Linked DNA regions of Mus musculus: region 1 is linked to region 2. The links are chromatin loops, found by intact Hi-C in ENCODE. Cell type or tissue: heart. All regions are shown on one strand. Links, peaks and the distances in the headings refer to the core of each region. The heading gives the core; the rest is flanking DNA. Region 1 overlaps Arhgap29 (Rho GTPase activating protein 29). Region 2 holds the start of Gm40138 (a long non-coding RNA gene).

Region 1 (12,084 bases), core at 2,691-10,690, 140 kb after region 2:
TAGTGACACTTAGATCCCTACCTATCATCAAAATTTTCTAAATGTCCCTTATAATAAGAAGAAACTTAAGAACCAGTCAATACAAGTAATTTTAAGAATATTTCTAGACCTTTGCTCTCGTCAAATTGAACAGATTCTACTTCTGCCTGAAATAAAAACAAACAAACAAACAAAGGCAGTAATTTTTGACCAACATGAAACTAACCATAGTTTACAATTGCCCGAGTTTATTGCCTAATTAATATACAGAGTAGATTCCCAAACCAAGGATATGTCCAGAGGTATTTAAAAAAATGTCAATACTGAAGAACCAGTTAAGCAGGAGAACATAACAAATTTATACATTTGTGTACATACATTTATAAATATATAGAACTGAAAAATTCACAAAGCAAAAACTGACACAACCACACTGAGAAATGGATATACTCTCAATAAGTGATAGAAAACATAAAATAAGGCAGGATAGTGAATTCCAAATGATACGCATTAACTAACCTGACAAGACAGATATTTTGTACAACTCTACCCAGAAGCAAAATGCACAAGACACAAGTTCTTTTCAAGTCAATACTTAGAAACACAACTATATTATGGGACATAAACTACCTCTCAATAAGCATAACTATTCAAATTATTCAAAATATATTCTCTGATTTCATGGAATTAGAGTAGAATTAACAGAAAAAAATTGTAAAAAGTTCTTGAAAACTTGGAAATTAAATAGCATACTGCTATATAACCTATGGGTCAAATACAAAGAATGAAATTAGAAGTACTCTGAACAGAATGGAAATAAACATATGAAACGTCAGAATCTGAAAAGGGAGGAAGACACAGGCAATGCTAACGACAGACAGTTTCACAAGAATGGGATGTAGCAACATTTATAAAAAATAACTGAGAGGAGCTTGATGTCTATCAATTAGACCACAATAAAACCATTTTTAATTGTTCATTGAAAAGTACTCTATAATACTGTCTCAATTTTTATAATTATTTTTTTTCCTATAGGTATATCTTTTCATGACACTAAACACAATTAGGAGACACAAATAATTGTTATAATGACTGTAAGTAATAGAAAGGTAACTCTTTTGAGCCATCTTTCTTGTCTTCATTCCTACTCCACCAGAGACCAGAGTCTTGGTCACCTAATGAGACACTGTAAGTGCCTTTCCGTCCCCTTCAGGGCAGCTCTTGTTCCTAATGTGGTTCATTCTTTTGTACCAACAACATATTCAAAACCCTGAACCAACACTGTTCCTTCCTCCTTCCTTCTTTCACTAGATCTCATCCAATTAACATTTTTCCTAAAAAAGGTTCAATATCCTTGCCATGTGAAAGAAAAATTTTGTTTTACCATGTTTCTTCTTAAGGTACTATCCAATCTAATTTCCATTTTTCTCTACCAAATCTCTATGGGATGTAATGACTGTTTTCCTTTCACTATGAATTATCTTGACTTCACCAAGATTGGGCTTTTTTACCCAGTTCAATGATAACTTTTTCTATAAAGAGCCAGGTAGTCCTCGCCTATAATTTCCAGGACATGTTTGGTTTAACCTAACCCTTCAGTAGAGGTACTGAAGGAAGCTACAGGCCACCCAGAAAAGAGTAAAATACTTGTGTTCCCATAACTCCATTCAGCCCTCGAGCTCTCGCTGCCGACTCCTGGGTATGATGACAGGGTCTACAAACAGCCTGCATGGGCTGAGTCTCAGCTCTGTCTCTGACTATACATAAACATTAAAGTCTCTAGTCAGTTTCCTCATTTATTAAGTGGGACAATTATAAACTCAACAGTTGTGGGAATTAAACAATGCAAGACCACTGTCAATCAAAGCACCAGCTTCCATCAGTGAAAACCGAGGGTTTCTCTACCTTAGTCTTCAATCTCCTTGACTTACCTCAATGTTCAACTCTTCTACCACTTAATATGAATACAACTTTGGACAAACCTCCTACTTCAGCTTCCTCATTTACTAAGAGGAAGCTGATCTCACAGGTTTATTCATCTTGGAACTGGGATGATTACAGGAGGGCATCCCTGTGAAGAGTCTAACAATGTCTGCCAAGCAGCAGCATCAATCCTAAATAATATCAGCTATAAGTATCATTACAGACCACTTCCTTCCATCATGACATACTCTACTCTTTTAAAAGTTATTTGTTATAATACATGGAAGAGATAAAGCTTTGAAATGCCAAACGTGGGTTCAAGTTTGACCTTGACTACTTCTAGTGCTGACACAATCTAAATTCACTTCTTAGACATGCAATATCAAGTAGCATATCAAGGATGGAATTAAGTCTCTAGGATCTAGTGGCTGGAATTCCGTATCTATGTGCAGTGCCTCAGTTCTGTACCTTTCTTTAGACAGTTTTACCTTGTGTAGATCTCATCCTAGGCTACTCCCTCTATACCTTCCTAACCCCACAGAACTTCATCACTTCTATACTGCCAAGGAACTACTTGTCCAGGTGCTGTCCGCTCGCTACAGAGCAACTTTACAAGAGCTTCCTTCGGATGTTTCTTCTACTTTCCACTTGCTGTTTCCTATACATTGTTTAGCTCAGAGTTTTGCTTCTAAAATGTTTTCTTTCTTTTCATTCCTACAACTACTGGCCTTCTCTAACCCAATGGCTCTCAGCCTTCCTATTACTGTGACCCTTTACTAAAGTTTCTCATGCTGTGGTGACTCCCAAACATAATTTTGCTACTGTTATGAATCATACGGTAAATACCTGATATGAAGGATATCTGATATGCAGCTCCCAAAGGGGTTGTGACCCCCTTAAAAGAACACATTTTGCTTCTCTAAATTTTAGACTTAAACCTAAAAATGATTCCATAAAAACTTTAGGAAAAAAGATGGAGAGAATGGTGAAACTTCAGAGTATGGAAGGCCATCCTAATAATTCAGACTCAAAACACACAAAAAGGACTGATATGTTAAAGTGTAAAAATAAATAAAGAGTAAAATTATAAACTATATTGAAGAGCTAATGTTAGAAATACGAAGTTTCAATAAATAAATTATATTTTAAGAATATTAAACACCAAGAGAAAACCAGGTAATAAGCCAACTCAAATAAAAGGATGTACAAATGACCCTGAAACATACTCAACTGCCTTCAAACTGGAGAGAATGCAGCTCAAACTCCCCCAAGACAATGGTTTTTTGCTACATGCCTGGGTAACAAATCTTGATAGCTAGCACTGCTGATGGGAGGGGGGTGGTAAACCATCTCCCTTCACACTATCAGAGGGCATGGCTTGAGGGAGGATATGACAATATAAAAAAGCACAAGTTCTCTCAATACCCAAGTTACTAGGAATTTGCCTGACTATGCATAGAAGCATCAGCAGGTAATAATTTAAATATGTACTGGGAATGAACTGGTTAGATTATAGCACATCAACATTATGTATCTCCAAACAGCTTTGAAAAACATCAAAGAAAAGCCAAAGACCTGAGAAACGCTTTATGTGCAGATAAATGAGCAAGAAGTAAGGTACTATCATTTGTATAGCAAGAAGTAGGATACTATCATTTATATAGCAAGGAGATTGTACTTGTGCTTGCTTGTCTGTGTTTGGTGTATTTCTGGAAAGATTCAAAAGAAATCAGTGACAGTCACTGTTTATCCAGGACCAGAATGAATGGCTCCATGTTGAAAAGTCAGGTTTGCAGAACAGAAAGAAAGATGAGGGTTTAACAATGCTGTGTGTCTGATTGAGGCTTGTTTGTCTTTTTCTATTTGCCAATTTATGAATACAGGGAAATATGTAGATATTAAAAACATTTTTCATTTATATTACAAATAAAATTGACCTAAACAGTTGAAAATATTAAGAACATCATAAATTACTGACATATGAAGATGTCTTTATCTGCTTCAAAAATAGGCTGTATCTCTCTTACCATATTGCAAATATTTTGTCAACTGAACTTCCTGTTTGGAAATTGAAAGAGACACAGGAACTACAAATCACTGCCAGATGAATGGGAAAAAGCTAAGAATCTTTCCTTTAAAGTTATTACAAGGTAGACTCCATGTTTACAGGCTTTTTTAAAAGCAACAGAAAGATTCTGTTTTATGTATAAAAACTAAATGTATTGTGGCAACACAACCAAGACTATACAGCCCTGAAGTTACTCTGTATTACGTGTTTGGTTTCATTTTAATTTTGTTTTGAACAGTTTGGCAATTTTGCAAACTGCATCTAGCAGTTAATACATCCAAAAAAGATAGCTGCTCAGATCACTGCTGTTTTTAAAGATGTAATTAGGGGCTAGGACTGTAAGAACCATCTAGATTACTACTCCGTTCCTATAGCTCGCTGATCCTATACAATTGTTTTTCTTGAAGTTTTTCCCCAAAATGAAGAAGACAGGAACTCCCTGCCTCAAAGATGGAAGCACCAACACATTTAGGCTGCTTGGCTCCTGCATTCAAAAATGATTTCTACCAATTTCTTGCCTTCTTAGGTTTTGAAAATTAAGTTGCTATTAAATAAACTCTGATTTAGCCTCAACTATGCAGGTCACTCATTTTTGGAGGGTCTCAAGAACAAAAGCAAAAAACCCCTTGTAACATTTTCTGGTTTCCATGGAATCCTACAGAAACAGTTTCCCACCAACAAATCAATCCTATCTTCCTCTTTCCAATTCCATCCAACACCAAAGTAGCATAATGACAATCGTGTGAAATAATATTATTTAAAAGATTGCTTTACCTCAAGGTTAAAAGGATCTCGAGGCAGCTAGAGCCCACACTCTTGAGGGCTGTCTCTGGAATGTGGACACCAGCCACATGCTGGTGTGCTCCTTCCCCAGGACATCCTGACTGCACACAATAGTCACCGACAACAATTGAGCTAAGTCGCTATTTCCAAGCATGGAAATTTTACTATCTATAGACACAAATTTCCCTATCTAAGTAAAGTTAAATGGTACCTGTAAACAATCTACTTAAAAACAAATCTGGTTACTAAGCTTATTTTTAAGAGTCACAGAACAAGCCACCCCTGTTTCCCTCTTAAAATTGTCTACAGCACCTTTTCCCTCTCAATGCTTCAAATAGAAAAAAGGAAACCACACAAACAGGAAAAGTCTTAAGTCAGAAAGAGATGTGTGGGGGCTGGGAGTGGGGGGGGGGGAAGGGCAGGATATAGGCTACATTTTTATTGCAAAGCCTTTATTTCCTTTCTGCCTCACCCTGACAATGCCTTCTCCTTGTCCTTTCTGAATATGAGCATCTCACCACTCTCTTCAGGCTTTGCGTGTCCAGGTCTCATACAGTAGCCCACTACACTGCAGCCTCACCCGTGACAGCTCAGTTAATGCCCACACCCAAGCTGTCAAACTTCGGAACGGTAGGTAACCTTTTCTTCTGGTAAGTCTGTCCTCCATCATAGCTGGGAGCTTAATGTGCCACCCCGAGGAGATGTGGCCTGACACATGAAGGTGTCACTGGGTCCCTCTGGCCCTCAGTGGCGCACCCTTAAGGAAGCCCCCTTACCTTTCACTTTTGCAGTGAGCACCTCTGCAGCGCTCTGAAGATCTACGGAGCTGAGGTTCTGATGCTTGCTCAATATCGACTTTAAAACACGGAGAAGCTCATCCAGACGGATATGAATGACTTCTTTAAAACAGTCTTTAAAAGAAAAACAAGAAAAATTAAAAATTAATTTCCAGCACAAAATTCTAGAAATCTAAGCTACAGAAGACATCACAAAGCTACTTAGAGTAGAAAGCACTGGTTCCATGATTTCTGCCCCAGCACATATTCTTTTCAGGTCTATTTTTAATTACTACAATTATAAACCATTTTTAGCACTTTCGGAAAGCCGTTTGTCACTTAATTCATTAAGGATTTCAGGATCCCACGTGGTGGTGGCAAGCCTGTAATCTAAGGACTTGGGAGGTAGAGGTAGAAGTTCCAAGTCCATCCTCAGCTATGCAGGGAGTCTGAGGCCAGCACGAGTTACATGTGACCCTGTTAAGAGGGTTAACAGAACTAAGCCAAGCAGTGGTGATGAACACCTTTAATCCTAGCACTTGGGAGGCAGAAGCAGGCAGATCTCTTTAGTTCAAGGTCAGCCTGGTCTCTAATGTGAGTTCTAGGACATCCAGGACTACATGGAGAAAAACCCTGTCTTGAAATTCCAAAACACAAACAACAACAAAAATCAAAACAAACAAAATAAAACAAAATCAAAACCCACAACCAGACTAGTGGGATGTATCTATGGGTAAAAGTGTTTGCTCTGAGAGCCTGGCAACTTAACTCAATCTCTGGAGCCTACATAGAGAGAATCAACTCCCCAAAGCTGTGCTCCACACAGGTTCCATGAAACAAATGCACAGTCACCAGCAGCAGCAGCAGCAGCAGCAGCAGCACCACCTCAGGATTTCAAGGCTATTACAATGTGGTACTTTTTCATTTTTTCCAGTATAAACATATTCCTCAGACTTCTCCAGGCAACTAAATAGTGTCATTCCCATCTCATGTCTCTTAATATACATGGCAACACACTCAAAATCCCTAAAAAAGTTACGTTTCCACATTAGAATTGATACTCTGCATTAATTATTAGTTATTAGAAACCAGTAACCCACATGCACATGTGTAAGGATCATTGGATCTACACATTTTAAAAACTGGGGAAATTTTACTTATAAGATATACAGATCTGGCCGGGCGGTGGTGGCGCACGCCTTTAATCCCAGCACTCGGGAGGCAGAGGCAGGTGGATTTCTGAGTTCGAGGTCAGCCTGGTCTACAGAGTGAATTCCAGGACAGCCAGGGCTATACAGAGAAACCCTGTCTCCAAAAACCAAAAAAAAAAAAAAAAAAAAAGATAGTGAATTTTTTGCTTATTACAAAAATTCAATTAGTTGTTAATGATGAAAAATTGCTGAAGAGTAAAGAAACCAACACTTCTACCTACTCCTGCAAAAGTTGCAGCAGTTCTAATATTCTTAGCAGTGTTCTTTCTGGGCCCAGTCCACTTCTGGCTAGAATGTGCAGATCAGACTACCTACCACCTGTGTAGCTTTGTAACTTATCATCTGAATATTTGAAAATGCTTTTTATTGTAGAAAGGGAGGGTGGCACAGGTCTTTAATCCCAGCACTCAGGAGGCAGAGGGGAATAGATCACTGAATTTGAGGCCAGCCTGGTCTAAAGAGTTCCAGAACAGTCAGAGTTACACAGAGAAACAATGCCCTGCCCCTACAAAACAAAACAAAACAAAACAATTTAAAGAAAAATACTGTTTCAAAATATTTAATACTGTCCAATTTCATGGTCCACAATTTTATTAGACAGAGTTATTTAAAAAAAACCATTATATAGATGAGAATACTGAAACACAACAAATTTATCAGGTTTATTGTACTGTGGAGCCAAAATTTGAACCCAGAGTATATAATTCCAGAATTCATACTCTGTTTGTCTCTATTGACATAGCTTTAAAAATAACAAAAATTGTACAGTTATTTCATAATTTCATCAATTTTTTATAAACAATGAAAGATAATAACCATAAAAAAAAACTATCTTTAGGATAAAGAAACAAAAATATTCTCCCATCACATTAACTATTCCCTTACTAATATCCCTATCAAGAAAGAAATGAGAGGATGAGAGGGCTCTGTTAAAGGGGGCTCCCAGGATGGCACTAGGAGAGAATAGAGACTTAGGACAGCAGCTCTTAAGCTGTGGGTCACAACCCCTTTGGAAGTCTAATGATCCCTTCCCTGGGCTCACCTTATACCATCAAAACCCACAGATATTTGCATAACAGCAGCAACATTACAGTTATGAAGCAGCAAGGAGAATCATTTTATGGTCGGGGGTCACCACAGCATGAGGAACTGTACTAAGGGGTGGCAGCATTAGAAAGGTTGGTAACTACTGCTTAGGAGGAGAGGCCTGGTGGACAATTACAGGACACCAAGGGAGTGCCGAGTGCCGTGAAGACAGGTGTGAGACCCCAGACCTTTCTTCTCTGCTCTGGAGCTTGTGATGTGATGCAGTGAGCAATTTCTCTTCACCATACACTCCCATCATCCTGTGCTGCTTCACACTGCAGAGCCTTGGGGGCTAACTGATCATCCACTGTGAGTCAAAATTCACTCTTCTCTTATAGAATTACCTGCAGTGTATTCCCTTTTAGAGAGTTTTTTTGTTTTGCTTTGTTTTGTTTAAATACTGTAGAACATGCAGTAACTGTCAGCATACAGGGCTTACCAACTTGAACGTCCTTTACTCTTACACAAGAAGCCTTTACATATGCTGAGGTTGTTCCCAACCAACTTCAGTAGAAAGTAGTAACTGAGTTACTAAAAATACATTTCATTCAAACCTCAAATTGTACTCTAACTACTTCCAGTTCCCCATGATTTAATATACACTCCTGAAAGTCTATAAATCAACAAAAAATCTAAAGGGAAGACTAATCACAAAGGTTCATAACAGGACATTAGCATAGTCTAGTAATTAATTTATCCAGGAACTTCACAAATTAGCAGGCCTTCAACTATCTGTACTGGAATTGTTCAAAGAAAACAAGTTTCACTTACACCAAACGTTCTTTCCCTTATAGTAAAGCGACCTCCAGTTAATTTTATGAAGAAAAGCTCCCCTATCCTACCACGCAACTGGCAACTTTTCAAAACTTCCAGGAGTTTAAATGGTTCCTTTAAGCTACACCACGTTATCTCCCCTTCAAAGAACCAAACTAAGCTAAAACAAACAAAAGAACAGTGGCACAGTTAGTAAAAGCAAGAGGCTGAGACTTCATGTGGTAGAAACAAACCTACAGGCTTGGACTAGGAAAACCAACCCAGGCTGCCACGTTTTTAAATGAAAGGCTGGGATTGTGAATCGATAAGAGTATCTCCTTTCCTTTCCTCATAAGGCTGCTGTGAATAGCAACTAATAAACATGAAACTGCCTTTGTCTTAATGCTTACAAATGAGAGCCTTACAAGGAAATCTATAAGATTCACACAAAATGTATCTGAAAAGAGATACACTTAACAGAGATTTAGTAAAAGAAATACTTATAGCCTTGCCCCACAATATCTTGATTAATAAAAAAGTGAAATTTAAATTTCACTCTATCATAAAATCAATATTAGTATATAACTTGGAAATCAAATAAGAGTACATTGTATTAAAACATTTCTGTATTTGTCAAGTTACATTTATTATCATTCTGTACTACACCTAAGTACAAAACAATTTTAAACACAGCCACCACACAATGCCTGCCTTTGATTTATACTACAAAGGTATTGCAGATGGAAATATAAAGAAATTTAACTAGATTTCTACAACAGCAAAACAGTATCCCACCCAGTGTTTGGGTGTTTCCCTGTCAATGTGGCACCCTGCACTTTACTGTATTGTTTACCCACTTAGTTTCACCCGTTCATTTTCTGCTACATTCATCTTATCAAGTGAAAACAGATTAGCCCGCTCTACTTTTTGTTTCTCAGCCATTAACACAATACCACAGTGTTTATACTGCAAACACTTCATGGAAACGCTTGAGTGAATACATGAAAAAAAAATCATGGTGTTTTCCTTGATTAAAAAAAGAAAAACTGACCAATTTAAAAAAAAAATGGTTTTGTTAATTCAGCTTGCTCAAAACAACAAAGGAAAAAGCGCAGAACTTATAAGCAGCAAACCTCTACTTTCGCTGTGATGACTTCTGAATTTACAGGACAACTGTGGACCTTGAGTACAGCAGCTTTTTTTTTTTAACTAGCTAGCTACCTGGTAACTGTAAAACTAGTAACAGCTGACTTAAAGCACTAATGAGAGTTTTATATGTAAGAACTCATTTAATAAACAAAATCCACTGATGGATGTGCTAGCACCTCCTTGGTTCAGGATTACAGACAACCAGCAAGAAGTGGAATGAGGGCTGCTGTGTGTGTGCTAGCTCTTATTACATAATAACCTTGAATTAGCCATCCTCCTGCCTCAGCCCCTCAAGTCCTGAGATTACAGACCCAAGTCTAGGTTCTGAATCTCTATAATAAACTGTCATGAGGTTAAAGGAGTTACAGAATAATGATAGTTTACAATATGTGATTTATATAATAAACTTGCATCTTTCATCTTTGTCTATTTAAAATAAAAAGCAAAAAAGGTAAGGGTAGAGGAGAGGAGAGCAAGTGAAAGGGGGATGGCTCCTTGTCATCTCCAGTACTAAAGGCCGAGAGGAGACACTGGTTCAAGGCCGATCTGAGCTTCATAGGAAGACTCTCAAACAAAACAGCACAACCTGACAAAACAAAACCAAAAACAACTAGAAGAACAAAGTAATTGTAAGCTCTGATTAAAATCCATTTAAAATTGTGTTATATAAATAAAAGTTACAAGAATATTCACAACTCACAATCTGCTCTTCCAAATATACTTTATAATATCATTTTATACTTTCAAACATGAAGTAGCAGAAAAACTAGGAATATTGTGCTGTGTGTGTTCCTTCTATGTAACTAAAAGGTTTTAAATTCTCGGATTCCAGAGGTATGTTACAAAAGCATACTTTAAAATTCCTTCATGAAACACTGGAGATGGCTTGGCAGTTAAGAACACTTGGGCTTGGTTCCCAGCACCTCCATCAAAACTGTTACTCCAGATCTAGGAGCATCCTATACCCCTCTCTGGCCTCTGTGCGCACTTGATACATGCGTTACACAAGCAAAACAACTTACACAAACAAAATTAGTCTTTTATTTTAAAAAATACTTCATAAACTAGGAGAACATTTGTGAATCTGTTATTTGGAAAGCATAATAGTATTCCTGGGGGGGGGGCAACCATAAACCTGAGTTGGCCTTACATTACATATATTCTAATCCACAATTAAACATAGAAATTAAAGTGAGTATCTTTAGCCCCTTAATGTAATATGCATAATTTCTTCCTATAATTATTAGTAATGCACCTTAATGATAGTAGATAGGAATCTCACACTTAACATTTCACACCTGCTGCTTGTGTAAGAGTGCAGGGGAACCTCACCTTGGTGATGAGCTCTGGAAGAAGACACCAAACTATCACTTGCCTGAGGCCAGTAAGGATTCAGGCCTCAAATCTCTCTCTTTAAGGAGTTCATTTATTCCTAAATTGAGTCAGCTAGAACACCTGCATCAGTGTGTGTGTGTCTGTGTGTGTGTAAGGGGAGGGGGAGGAAAGAGAACACATGAATAAAACTGTATTTCCTGTTAGAAATAGAGGTCTTTGATAATCACTAGTTCTTCAACTACTAAAATTGGTTTCATAGTTCTACTAGGAAACTTCAATGCAGAATTTGTCATAAAACTCACAAAAAAAATCAGTCTTGGGGAAAGAGGGAATACTCTGTAAAAATTCATCACAAAACTTGAAGATAAATACACTGAACTATGTTCAGCTTCAATCTCTCTCTCTCTCTCTCTCTCTCTGGGTGTATACATGCACATGTATGCTGTGTGTGGAGGCCTCAAGTTGAACTCGGGTATCTTCTTTGAGTTCTTTCCACTTTGACAGTATCTTAGTGAACATAGCTTACCAGTTGCGGTTAGTCCAGCCTGCCAGCTTGTCCCTAATATCCTGTCTTTACTGGAAGGAATTATTGGGGGCCTCTGAGCTTGCTTGGCTTCTATTCTATATAGATTCTGAGCATCCAACTCTAATTCTCATACATTTTTGTTCGTTTTGTTTTTTAGGTATTATTATTGTTGTTGTTGTTGTTATTGTTATTATTATTATTATTGTGACAGGGTTTCTCTGTGTAGCCCTAGCTGTTCTGCAACTCACTCTGTAGTCCAGGCTGGCCTTGAACGCAGAGATCTGCTTACCTCTGCCTGAGTGCTGGAACGAAAAGAGTGTGCCACTCCTGCTGGGCTACATGAACCTTCTATGTCAAAGAGTAGTCTCCTACTGTATGTTATAACCACCTTTCTCTTTTCCCACTGAGGACCAGTGAGAATCTTCTTAGGCTCTGGATTGTCTACATATATATTGAAACTCATACATTTTTTTAAAGATAAAAGATGATACAACT
Region 2 (12,084 bases), core at 1,310-9,309:
GGATTGTATGCATGCACTAGGCCTGGTTTATGAATGCCTGGGATGGAACTCGGGGCTTTGTGAATGCGTTGTAAACACTCCCAACCCAACTTTCTGGACTGTTTCAGCCATAGGCCACTTCATCAGTGACTCCCTGTTTGCAGGCTTGCCCTTGAACTTGGATTCACTGGTGGTGGCAAGGGCTGTTAAGGTATGTGGCTATAAAATTTGAGGCGGGAGAAAGTGGGACACCTGGAACAGCCTCAGTGAGAGCATGGGGTGCTAAGCAACAGCCCCTCACCTGAGCGATACTTCAGGAGCAGGTCCCAGATGGAGCGTCTGGAGTAGGGGTCCACCCCAGAGGTGGGCTCATCCAGGACCACCACCTTAGAATCTCCCACAAAAGCAATGGCAACAGACAGCTTCCTCTGCATGCCACCTGGAGGCAGAAGGAAGGTGATGACACGGGATATCACAGACATCTCGGTACGGGGAAGAGGAAGGCCCAAAGCTGGTCACATGTGGAGGATCTTTAAATCTGGCTACAGTTTGGTACTGCCACCACAGATATGCCTACACTGTCAGACGTCACAGTATCGTCCATGCTTCACCAATGCTGAAAGACCACCCTGCTTCCTAGCACCTGATCATCTGAAAACTGTGCCTTGAGCTTCACAGAAATGTAAGGAGAGCTCCCGTTATAAGGCCCTACCCCAGTGGTTCTCAACGTCCTAATGCTGTGACCCTTTTAATATAGTTCTTCATGTTGTGGTGACCCCCCCCCCCACACACACACAATAAAATTATTTTCGTTGCTACTTCATAACTGTAACTTTGCTACTGTTATGAATCATGATGTAAACATCTGACATCTGACGTGGGGGGGGCGGGGCCTACAGGTTGAAGAGCTGCTGTTCTGCTACCCCAACCTTCTGCTGAGGCGCGTTGCCAGGCAACGGATGCTCCGTAAGTGACCCCGTCTCCTCCCAATACCAAGCACCTGAAAGGTCCTGAGCTTCTTCATTCCTCTTATGGTGGAGGCCCGTGTCTTCTAGCATGGCTTCCATCTCAAGCTGGGCCTCCTCCCAGGATCTCCCTTTCAGCTGGGCATAGAACAAGATGTGCTCAGCCACCGTGAGGCTGTGGGAACAGGAGGAGGAAAAAAGGCAGTGGGCTAAGTCATTCCATTTTGAGCAGCTCACCTTGGAAAAGAAAGATGACTATGAAGAGTTAGCAGTCAGAAATGTCATCGTGGTATTATTCGTGATGTGAAAGTGAAATGACCAACCAGTCTTGCCCAAAGAGCTAATGAGAAAATTACTTAGTCATTTGAACAACAGAACCATATGTAAACATTACTTCTTAAAGGAATATGTAGTCGCATGGAAAAATATTCATAGCACCTTAGGATTAAGAAACAGTTATGGAGTTGGAGAGATGGCTCAGTGGTTAAGAGCACTGGTTGCTTTTACAGAGGACCTGGAATTGAGCCCCAGCACACACATAGTGGCTCACAGCTGTCTGTAATTCCAGGTCCAGCGTATCTGAGATCCTCTTCTCGGGCACTGAGAACACACGTCGTGCACAGATACACACTCAGGCAAAACACCCACACTTTCAAAAAGTGGGGTCACAAAATGGTACGTATGATTTTACTTTCCCGTATAATTTTTAAATCTTTGCGCATGTCTACACACGCAGAGAAATGTCCGAAGAGTCATATCTGGAGGTGTTAACAGTGAGATTGCCTCTGGGCGCTGAAAGGACTGGTGACAGTTTTTTTTCTTTTGTATTTATCTGTCTTCTCCCCTTCACCGCCCTCCTCCCTCTGCCAGGACTAGAGTCAGAATGTAAAATATGTTTTAATTAGAAGGAAAGAGTAGGGGAAGAGAGAAAAGAGGGAGGGAAAAGGGAGGGAAAAGAAAGAAAGTGATAGAAGAAGAATGGGAGAAAAGATAGAAAACCCAAGCAAGCCGGCATGAAAGCCCCCCTCCCCTCCCAGGACAGTCTATAGCACCGGTGGTCCACATGTAAAGGGGATAACATATCTCCTCTTTCTGTCAGCAAGTATTTGGGGGCAAGTAAGGGAAAGTGTCATAAAGAAGTTACCGTCCCTCCTCTGGCTGGGGACATCTCAACTCTGATCACCAGGAGCACAGCCTCACATTTGGAAGGACAAGGGCTTTTGACTGAGAAGACCAGACAAACGCATTGCTAAGTTGGGCAGGAAAGAAGTGTGTGTGTGTGTGTGTGTGTGTGTGTTGGGGGGGGGGCATTGGAGAACAGGATACAGGTGTCTTAGTGCTACTATTGCTCGGATGAAACACCATGACCAAAGCTATTTGGGGAGGAAAGGGTTTATTTGGCTTACACTTCATCATCAAAGAAAATCAGGACAGGAACTCAAGCAGGGCAGGAACCTGGAGGCAGGAGCTGATGCAGAGGCCATGAGGCCATGGAGGGAGCTGCTTACTGGCTTGCTCAGCTTGCTTTTTTTTTTTCTCCTCTTATTTTTTTTTAATTACGTATTTTCCTCAATTACATTTCCAATGCTATCCCAAAAGCCTCCCACACCCTCCCCACCACTCCCTTACCCACCCATTCCCATTTTTTGGCCCTGGCGTTCCCCTGTACTGGGGCATATAAAGTTTGCCTGTCCAGTGTGCCTCTCTTTCCAGTGATGGCCGACTAGGCCATATTTTGATACATATGCAGCTAGAGTCAAGAGCTCCGGGGTACTGGTTAGTTCATAATGTTGTTACACCTACAGGGTTGCAGATCTCTTTAGCTCCTTGGATACTTTCTCTAGCTCCTCCATTGGGGGCCCTGTGATCCATCCAATAGTTGACTGTGAGCATCCACTTCTGTGTTTGTTAGGCCCCGGCCTAGTCTCACAAGAGACGGCTATATCACGGTCCTTGCACCAAATGCTTGCTAGTGTATGCAATGATGTCATCGTTTGGAGGCTAATTATGGGATGGATCCCTGGATATGGCAGTCTCTTGATGGTCCATCCTTTTGTCTCAGCTCCAAACTTTGTCTCTGTAACTCCTTCCATGGGTGATTGTTTCCATTGTTGGTGGGATTGCAAGCTTGTACAACCACTCTGGAAATCAGTCTGGGGGTTCCTCAGAAAATTGGACATAGTACTACCGGAAGATCCCGAAATACCTCTCCTGGGCATATATCCAGAAGATGTCCCAACCGGTAAGAAGGACACATGCTCAGCTTGCTTTCTTATAGAACTCAGGACCACCAGCCCAGGGATGGCACCACCCACAATGGGCTGTTCCCTCTCCCATCGATCACTAATGAATAAAATGCCCCACAGGCTTGCCTGTAGCCTGATCTTACGGAGGCATTTTCTCAGGTGAGGCTCCCTCTTCTCCAGTGGCTCTAGCTTGTGTCAAGTTGACATGAAACCAGCCAGTATACAACAGGGGTTTCTGACAGATATTTTGTTTTCCTGTGGTGCTGGGGGCAGAACCCAGGGTGATGGATGGGCCAGGCAAGTGCTCTTCCAATGAGCCCCACCCCTGCCCAGGAGTATCTCAACTCCAGCTCACTTACTGATGAAACAGGATGTTGTGTTGTGGACACATGCCCAGGCTCTGCCGTACTACATCCAGGTTGGTTTCAATGTCTTTTCCCCCAATGAGCACAGTTCCTGACGTCGGTGGCAACAGTCCTGTCAGGATGGACCTGCCGAACACAGGGTTAAGTGGCAGAAGAGATGGTTGTTAGAACTCACCAGGGGATGAGGGTAACCCCATACAGGGTCAGAAGGATGCTTGTAGTGACACCTGCCCTATCTCTCTATCAAACTCAAACCTGATGTAGCTGAGGGGCCCAGAACATTTCCACACAGGGTTTACTTAGCACCAGTGCCTTGCTTCAAGTCCTAGTGCCTAGACCACAAGGGCCTTCTTTCTCTACTTTTTATTTCCAAGTGTTCCTGGGCCAGTATCAAGAGCCTCGGGGATTCCCAGACTCAGACACCCCACCCCATCATCACCCAGCCATCATTGCAGCGGTCAGTTGTAGTGCCCACTGGATGGCCACTGTGGTGGTCAGTTGTGGTGCCCATTATGACTGTCTGTCAGAGTGATATTCACGGATGTGGTCAGCTACAGTGTTCACTGTTGTTTTACTCTGTGGTCAGCGGTAGTGTCCACCGTGAAGGTCTGTCATAGTGGTTGCTCCGTGGCTATTGATGTGGCCAGCCATTGTGGCCACTGTCGTAGTCACAGTTGTGGTCAGTTAAAGGGATTTAGGACCCAGCCCCACTGCTTTGCCTGGGCGTGCAGCCCTTGACAGTGGAGAAGCAGGGTTGGTGACTCTCCAAAGCTCAGTTGATGCCAGTGAGAAGCTGGGCAGCCTGTCTGCTGACTGGCTAACACAAACAAATTCGTTTGGGAATTCCAAATGTAAAAATGTGAACAATGTTGTGATTTCTCTTTTCTTTCTTCAATTATACAAAACATGTCTCCCACCTGCTTGGGTAGTTGTCTAAGTTAAGTGAATCGAACATGCTTGAAAAACAAAACAAAACAAAAACAGGCCCCAGCACAAAGTGAAACTTAAAATGTTATGCTATTCCCAGCATTAGGACAGCGCTTGTGTTCCGACCCCAGTGGAAGTTTAGTTTCTGCACTGAGTGAAGTAATGTGTTTGTCTTCTAGAGGTCCTGGGGTCTCGAATGGAGTTTCCTGTCCTCCCACCACGTGAGTTAGCAAGGAGATAGCCTTAGGATGCCACGCCCAGTTCTGTCCCAAGTTCTGATAAAATCGCATGCTATCTGAACCTGTACTTCGAAGCTGAAATGTTGATCAACCACTAGAGGGAAACAGTACCAAGCCCAATGGCACCAGCCCCGCATTCCATTCCCATTGAAAGGCCCGGGAGCACATTCCGGAGCAGGGTGTACACTGCTGTTCCTTCCCGGGGCTCTGCAAGCCAAGGATTTGATGGCTGCTGTCACATGGCTTGTTGACCCCTACCCCTCCTCCACCGGCCCATCGGCCCATCGGAGGTCTGCACCGGAGCCCTGACTGCCTGTTCTCAGCAGGTGGCGCTCGCACCCCTTCCAGAACTAAAGGATGGATGGAGGAGTCCACCCAGAGCCTCAAAGCTTCCTGCCCTTGGCCTTCTGCCAGGCAGCGAGTCTACTTCACTGTTCTCCCTACACTTTCTCAGAAAGGTAGCCATCCCATCAGAGGTCCCACACCAGCACTAAAGCATCCTAATTATTAATTGGTAGGAAACGGAGTGCTACATAAAAATAGCCCGGGGACATGGGCAGCCACGGCTTTTTATCCTCACCGTGGGAGGTGTGTGTGAGTGTATATGTTTCCACCGAAATTCAGTAAGGAAGAACAGAGTGGAGTTATTGGGGAGAGAGAATGAAGCCGGGGAATGATAGGATGGGAGACAGCCTCTCTGGCAGAGAACTCACAAGGTGGTGGTCTTTCCCGCTCCGTTGTGACCCAGGAACGCCGTGATTTGGTTCTCATAGAAAGTGATGTTCAGACGGTCCACAGCTGGCCGGCCACTGGGCTCAAAAACCTTCACCAGGTTCTTCACACACACACCAGGCACCAGCCCTGGAAGCTCGCGTTCAAAAAAGGAGTCTTGGAGGGAAAAACACATTGTAGAAACACCACATGTTAATGACGCCGTGCTTCATGAACACACTGCTTCCTTCAGACCTGTGCTCTGGCTGTAACTTCACCTGCCCATGTGGCTGCAGCTTTGTGAAGAAGATCAAAACAGGAGTAGTCATAGTTGCACTGGCCATAGATTTCACACTTACTGTGAGTTAGGCACTGTTTCCAATGTTTCCCAACAAATCCCTCACTTCACACATATAGTCCTATAGGTAGATATAACTAGGCTCTTTTCAATAGGTTAGAAAGCCCAAGACTGAGAGACATCAAGTGTTCTATCAAGGCTACATGGTGTACAAGTGGCAAGTATGGGCCCAGGGTCCATACCCATCTGAAATAGCTCCTGTCTATTATTGAGTTAACCCCGAGTTCCGTCTTTGCTTCAAGGCTCAGTCTATCGGATCTTCATAGGTTTCTGGCACCAGCCCTGACTCCTCAAGCCAGGACAACCTACTCTTCCTCATCGTAACTCCTTCCTCCCCATGCTCCGTGCCCTTTCCAGTATCAACCAACCTACTCTCCCCCTCCCCGTGACCCCCCACCCCCCACCACAGCATCTTTTCCGAAGTTCACTTATAGAGTCAAGATTACTGTCAGAGTATTAAGTCTAATTAACTAATGGTCCCTTGCTCTGTCCCCAACTCCCGTTGCATTGTCTGCCTGTGTCTCCTGGCCACAACTAAAGCTGAAATGGAACCTTATCATACCACTCTGGGAGGAGGATCTTCTAGAGTTACTTTAGCCTGCAAACCAGCTCTGTGAGGATTCAGGTCTCCAACATCAGCTTTGCAAAGTGGTACCTGAGGGGCGCCTAGAAGCTGGACCCTCTCGTGCCAACATCAGGCTAAATCGGAGTCTGTGTGCCTCTCTAAACCCAAGCCATGCATACAGTCAGGGATGAGAAACATTAGGAGAATTAGTTCAAGAGTGAGGACAAAGCAGCAAAGGCCAGGGAAAGGAGTCTTATGTACCCTGCCCATCAGCCCGGGCGTGATTAGGTAACTTCCACCACCAGGAAAGGCTTTTGATGCTTGCAGTGAATGGGCTCTGGGTTTGTAAACCTTGAGTGAAGTGCAGTCAGCTCTGCTAGGCTCTTTCCCCTTACGGAACTTATTTTTGTCTTTCCTTGTAGCTCATATCCGCTTCAAGTCCCAGTGACCCAAGTCATTGTTCTGACTAAATCCTCGGAAGTCAGCACATTTGTGCGATTCCCTTGGGATTTGCCTAACAAGGGCACAAACACACTACAGACCTGGGATCTGCTTTCTCCAGGAAATATGCACTAATGTCTGGGTTGGACCATTCATTCCCCTCGTGTGCAGCTGGACATGAGATTTAACACCAGTCAAGAAAGGGAGTCAGCTTCCTGGCCTCCTTCATGTTGCTCGTCTTGTGGTTTGGCTCTGGCACTACTGAAGCTTTCCGTTCCGTTCTGCTGTCTTTTGGGATGGGGGTGGGGGGTCTTGGGGGGTTACCATTCATTCCTTCTGGGTGCTCTGGATCCTCCATCTCCTCTGTTAAGGGTTCAGTCTTTTCCAGAGCCCTTTCTTCTCTGGTCGAACAACCTGAACCAACCAGACGCCAACGTTACTCTTCAGGAGAGACAGGAGAGAAGAGGAGGGGCAGTGGGGACAGATGCATTTCCCATCACAAGGGTGGGACAGCTCCCTCCAGAGGTTGGAGCCATCATAGCTCTGAGACCCGTCTCCTGCATGGCCTCCAGCTCTGACCTGCTGCCCAGCCGTGAGGGACTCAAATCTGATTGTGCCGATTTCGCAGGGCCCACAGGGACTTTTTAAATCAGAACCTTGAAGCTGGAGAGTTTTGATTTACATTGTTGTTAGGGGGAACTGGGAATCAAACTAGGAACTCCCTGCTTGGTAGCACTAAGCCACATTCGCAGTCCTCGGCAATTCCTTTTAATGTGGCAGACTGCTCATGTCAGAAATTGTAATAAAAACAAAAACAAGCTGAGCAGTGCTCACCTTTAATCCCAGCACTTGGGAGGCAGAGACAGGTGGATCTCTGAGTTCGAGGCCAGCCTGGTCAACAAAGCAAGTTCCAGAACAGCAAGGGCTAAACAGAGAAACCCTGTCTTGAATGTTGTCCCCTTGAGGGGGTGGGGGTGGGGGAATCAGACAAATCAAAAAATCCATCGCAGGATTAAATTTGGAATAGGTTTGTTTTCTTTAGCCTACCACCTGGTCCTTTTTGCTCCAACTAAAACATGTCAGTCATGGGAGCCCTGAGCAAAAATCCACCTGTAGTGCTATGGTGGGTAGCTAGTTTAGATCTGAGCTGGAGAAATGGCTCCCTTTAAAAGGCCACCTATTCGGACATTCAGAAATCTTACGGTAATACCAGGGTGGAGCCTGGTGGGTGTATGCTATTCCTCCCCACACCCCCCCTACACACACACACACACACACACACACACACACACACACTCACCACAGATTTTATTTTTTAATGGCATTCGGTCTAAGGAGGTGTCAAGGACACCCTGGAAAAGGAAGAGGCAGAAAGGAGCCCCAGCCATAAAGGAAGCAGGAAGAAAAGAAAGCCACTAGCACCAAGCCCTTAGGGCTCTGCTTTAAGCACACATGGGGAACCACCAGGGAGTATCCTCAGTGCCCGACAGGGCCTCTAGATTTGCAGAATGTGGGAGAGCAGCAGGCTGAGGCTTAATGGTGAGAGGAGTGCTGTCTGGTGTACTTCTGTCTCCACTTCCTGAAGCAGTTTTGACTTTATTCTCCACAATTTCCGAGGTCAATGTGCCGGCGATCACACTGCCCGGCTATCATACTGCCCTCATGAGTAATACAGCAGCAAGAACAAATATCTTTTTAAATAACCACTGGAGTGACACTCTCCTCGTGAACCGTCCTCGGCTATTCTAGATTTTGCCCCAGTGTCCAGTGGGATTTCAACAGGAAATTGATGTTTCTGGCTCTCCATTTCTTCAACTATGAAGAGGGGAGTTAGGGGGGTGACTCAGCTGCTCTCTGATCTTAGATAGTGTGAGGGATTGTATTTATTCTTGCCTATGAAACAGGTGAGAAGTATTTTACGTCTGTCAGGAAAGTGTATGTGTCTCGTTTTCAAGGAACACGTTTCTCAAGATTTTTTTTTTTCTTGAATAGCAGAGTATCTCTTGGGATAGTGGGGTGGGGGTTGGGGAGCACATGAGCCCCTAGGTTCACTGACATTAGTAACATTCCAGGGATGTTAAATATGCTTATTTAAGAGAGGTTGATAACTTTGTTATAGTGGACATTTAAAAGTTTGTAGATAAACACAATGCACAAAACAATATAATGGGAAAATACTGGCCTGTCAAAGTAATGTTTGTGTGAACTATTAATATATATATATGTATATATATATATCCCCTCGGGGGTGGGGGAGACCCTCAAAATACCAGCCAAACAAAAATTTATACAAGCTTTTAAAAGGCTCCAGGTTAAATGCCTTAACCTGGTATTTAAAGTTAAAGGAAAACTAAATCCCTTTGTTAGTGCTTAAAGGCTAAATCGTGCCCCAGGCCCAGTAATTCAAAGTGAAGTGTGGACGGGGAAGGGTGAGCTCTAACCCTGGAAAGCAGGGGGTTTTCTTTCAGAGCCTCCCAGTTCTGGGAGAGACTGTAGCTTACAGCTCTAGAGAAATTGTTCTTAACCTGTGGGTCCAGGCCCCTTGGCAATTCTCTGTCTCCAGAAATATTTACATTACAACTCATAACAGTGACAACATTACAGTTGTGAAGTTGCATCAGAAATCATTTTATGGCTGGGGAGGGTCACCACAGCATAAAGGGATGCAGCTTTGGAAAGGTTGGCAGCCACTGATCTGGAGTTTCTCTGCCTTCTCAGAATTCCAAGACTATGATATGAGGTTTTCCTTCTGACTTCTAGAAAATTCTAGGCCTCCTGTTTTTTTTTGTTTGTTTGTTTGTTTGTTTGTTTTTTGGGTTTTTGTTTTGTTTTGTTTTGTTTTTGTTTTTGGAAGGAGGATAAATTGTACTTAGGAGGCATTGTCAGCCAATGTCCCTTTTGCCTTCTTCCACCATAAGAAAGCCTTGGAGATCAACCGTGCAGCCTCCGTCTTGGCTTCAAAGAGTGAATTACTGTGTGTTTGGAGAATGTGGGGCATCATGGCGGAGAAGAAGGAGGCAGCAAAAGCTGAAGGCAAAGCTCCCTTTGTGCCTCCTAGATCTCTGCTTTGAAAGTTGGAAGAGTATTGGGCTTATGAAATAAATGGTGCACCCTTTTCAACAAGTATCCAATCTCCCAGGACCAACTGTCAAGTTTCTGCCATTTACTCTGGCTCTGGGATTCATCAAAGGGACACTTGTGGAGGCTGTGACACTGTGACACCCTGTACCCACGGCAGGCAGCTGACTAGCAGGGATCATGCACTTGACAAAGGGCCACCTTGACACCTTGACAAAGGTCCACACATCTTACATGTACCCCAAGGAAAGGAAGTAGTTTCAGTCCTGAAGGGTTTCTGTTGTTCTCATTTTTGTTTTGCTTGATTTGTTGTTGTTTTTGTTTGTTTTTATATAAGTACACTGTTGCTGTCTTCAGACACACCAGAAGAGAGCATCAGATCCTATTACAGACGGTTGTGAGCTACCATGTGGTTGCTGGGAATTGAACTCAGGACCTCTGAAAGAGCGGTTAGTGTTCTTAACCACTGAGCCATCTCTCCAGCTCAGGGTTTCTCTGTGTAGCTCTGGCTGTCCTGGAACTCGCTCTATAGACCAGACTGGTCCTGAACTCACAGAGACTCTCTTGTCTCTGCGTCTCAGGTGCTAGTATTAAGGTGTGCATCTCCACTGCCTGACTGTTTTAATTAAAACAAAACAAACTTACCTTCACCACCAAGCCAGTAGGACTCCTGCAGAAGGAAGTACCAGGGAAGTGGGGTCCCATAGTCTCCTGAAAACAGGAAAACAAAGAGAAAGCAGTGAGCCCCATCCCACTGCACTCCACAAGCCCCACAAACACCCTTCTAAATCTCAAATTATACTTACAGGTGTTCAGGGTCACAAGCCAGTATGTAGTTACTGAAAGGCCATCTGACAGACCACTTCTTTCAATAAGATTTCAGTCAAAATACCATGGGGGTTTTTGGGTGTTACCAGCAACACTAACTATGATGATATTGGTTGACATCAGTTTTCCAAGAAATAAATGTTTTTTAATGAATTAAATCATGTCTTTTTTTTTTTAAGCAGTTACCAGAAAACAATAGTTGTTGTCGAAAGCAAATATTTGCTGGACTCTACTTATATAACAGGCATATTGTACACGTTCCATGTATTAACATCATTGATTTCTGAAAGCAACCCTAGGAATTGGGAATTAATATCAGTCTGAAGGATGCTGAAATTGAATACACTAACTTCGAGCCATCTGCCCCATTCATAGCTAATGTAATACCAGCCTTTTGGTTCAGTTCTCTTTGTCACTTTTTTCCCTTTAAAATTTATATACTTATTTTTCCCCTATAGTTTTTCAGTTTTTAAATTGTGTGTGGATATGTATACCCACACCAGGGAGCATGTGAGAGAGCATGTACGTAAGTGTAGGTGCCCTCTGAGGCCTAAAGAGTCAGATCCTGTGGAGCTGGGGATATAGACTATTGTGAACCACCTGACGTGGGTTCTTAGAACTGAACTGGGTTCTCTGGAAGAACAGTAAGTACTCTTAACTGCTGAGTGGTCTCTTTAGCCCTCAATGCTGTTTAAAGAGTCACGTATCATGGCTTTTGCCACTGCTAGAATGTGATTCAGGGGCAAGCCTGGGTATTTTGCTTTCTTTAGAGTCTGTTTGTTTATTTGTGTATTTATTTATTTGGTTGTGTGCGTATGCTGGCATAGGCTCACACGGCAGTCGGAGGATGACTTAAGTTGTCCGTTCTGCCCTCTTCCTGTTTCTGCTTCTGTTCCTATTCTCCTGACTCCCCCACCCCCACACCCCTGTTTCCCATAGAAGTGCTTGGATTACAAATGTGTTTTGTGCATGAATCTTTTTAATTCAGCTTTGGGAATTGAACTCAGGTCATCAAATGTAGTAACTGATCTTGTCCACTGAGTCATGTCCCCAGCCCACGTGGACCTTCTCTGCCCTCCATACTAAGACCGATCCCCGGACCTTGTAAACGCTAACTGAACGTTCCAACACCGAGCTACATCTTCAGCCTAAACACCCTGGTTCCCAGAACATGGCTACATATAGAGGCTCCTCAGTAAATACTTGTTGATGAAATGAAAGCTTTGGCTTGGCTAAACCAATGCACAAATTCCTATTCCAACACAACTAGCTTTTGTTTACCAAATCTCTTTCCAGTGACATGGGGAGATGAAACCAAAAAGCCCAACAGGCTGACCCTAATTCTCGATCTTCTCAGAATGGAATTAAATGGTGGGTGAAGG

Evidence for each region. Hi-C counts contacts between places; a loop is a spot of excess contacts. Peaks named below come from ENCODE experiments on the same cell type or tissue, not always from the same donor. Only the 100,000 strongest peaks of a DNase experiment are listed, where the experiment ranks them.
Region 1: it touches region 2 in a loop (2.3-fold over the local background); 2 of 42 quality-filtered maps call a loop at or near these places.

Annotation. Positions count from the first base shown.
Region 1 is chr3:121,975,395-121,987,478 of GRCm38, reverse strand. Arhgap29 (Rho GTPase activating protein 29) reads right to left here. Exons shown (of 23, transcript NM_001356524.1): 3 at 5,530-5,664. Among named protein-coding and RNA genes, the nearest start is that of Arhgap29, 14 kb to the right of the region's middle. In heart, for the core only: a CTCF peak has its summit at 6,436; a DNase peak (open chromatin) is centred at 4,828; H3K27ac peaks cover 1,168 bases.
Region 2 is chr3:122,115,156-122,127,239 of GRCm38, reverse strand. It overlaps Abca4 (ATP-binding cassette, sub-family A (ABC1), member 4), which reads right to left. Exons shown (of 50, transcript NM_007378.1): 17 at 10,520-10,585; 18 at 7,121-7,210; 19 at 5,435-5,609; 20 at 3,550-3,681; 21 at 980-1,119; 22 at 281-418. It overlaps Gm40138 (a long non-coding RNA gene), which reads left to right and starts at 797. Exons shown (of 3, transcript XR_001783974.2): 1 at 797-945; 2 at 1,513-1,619. In heart, for the core only: CTCF peaks have their summits at 5,006 (motif pointing right) and 7,326; DNase peaks (open chromatin) are centred at 4,929, 6,839 and 7,309; H3K4me3 peaks cover 738 bases; H3K27ac peaks cover 5,527 bases.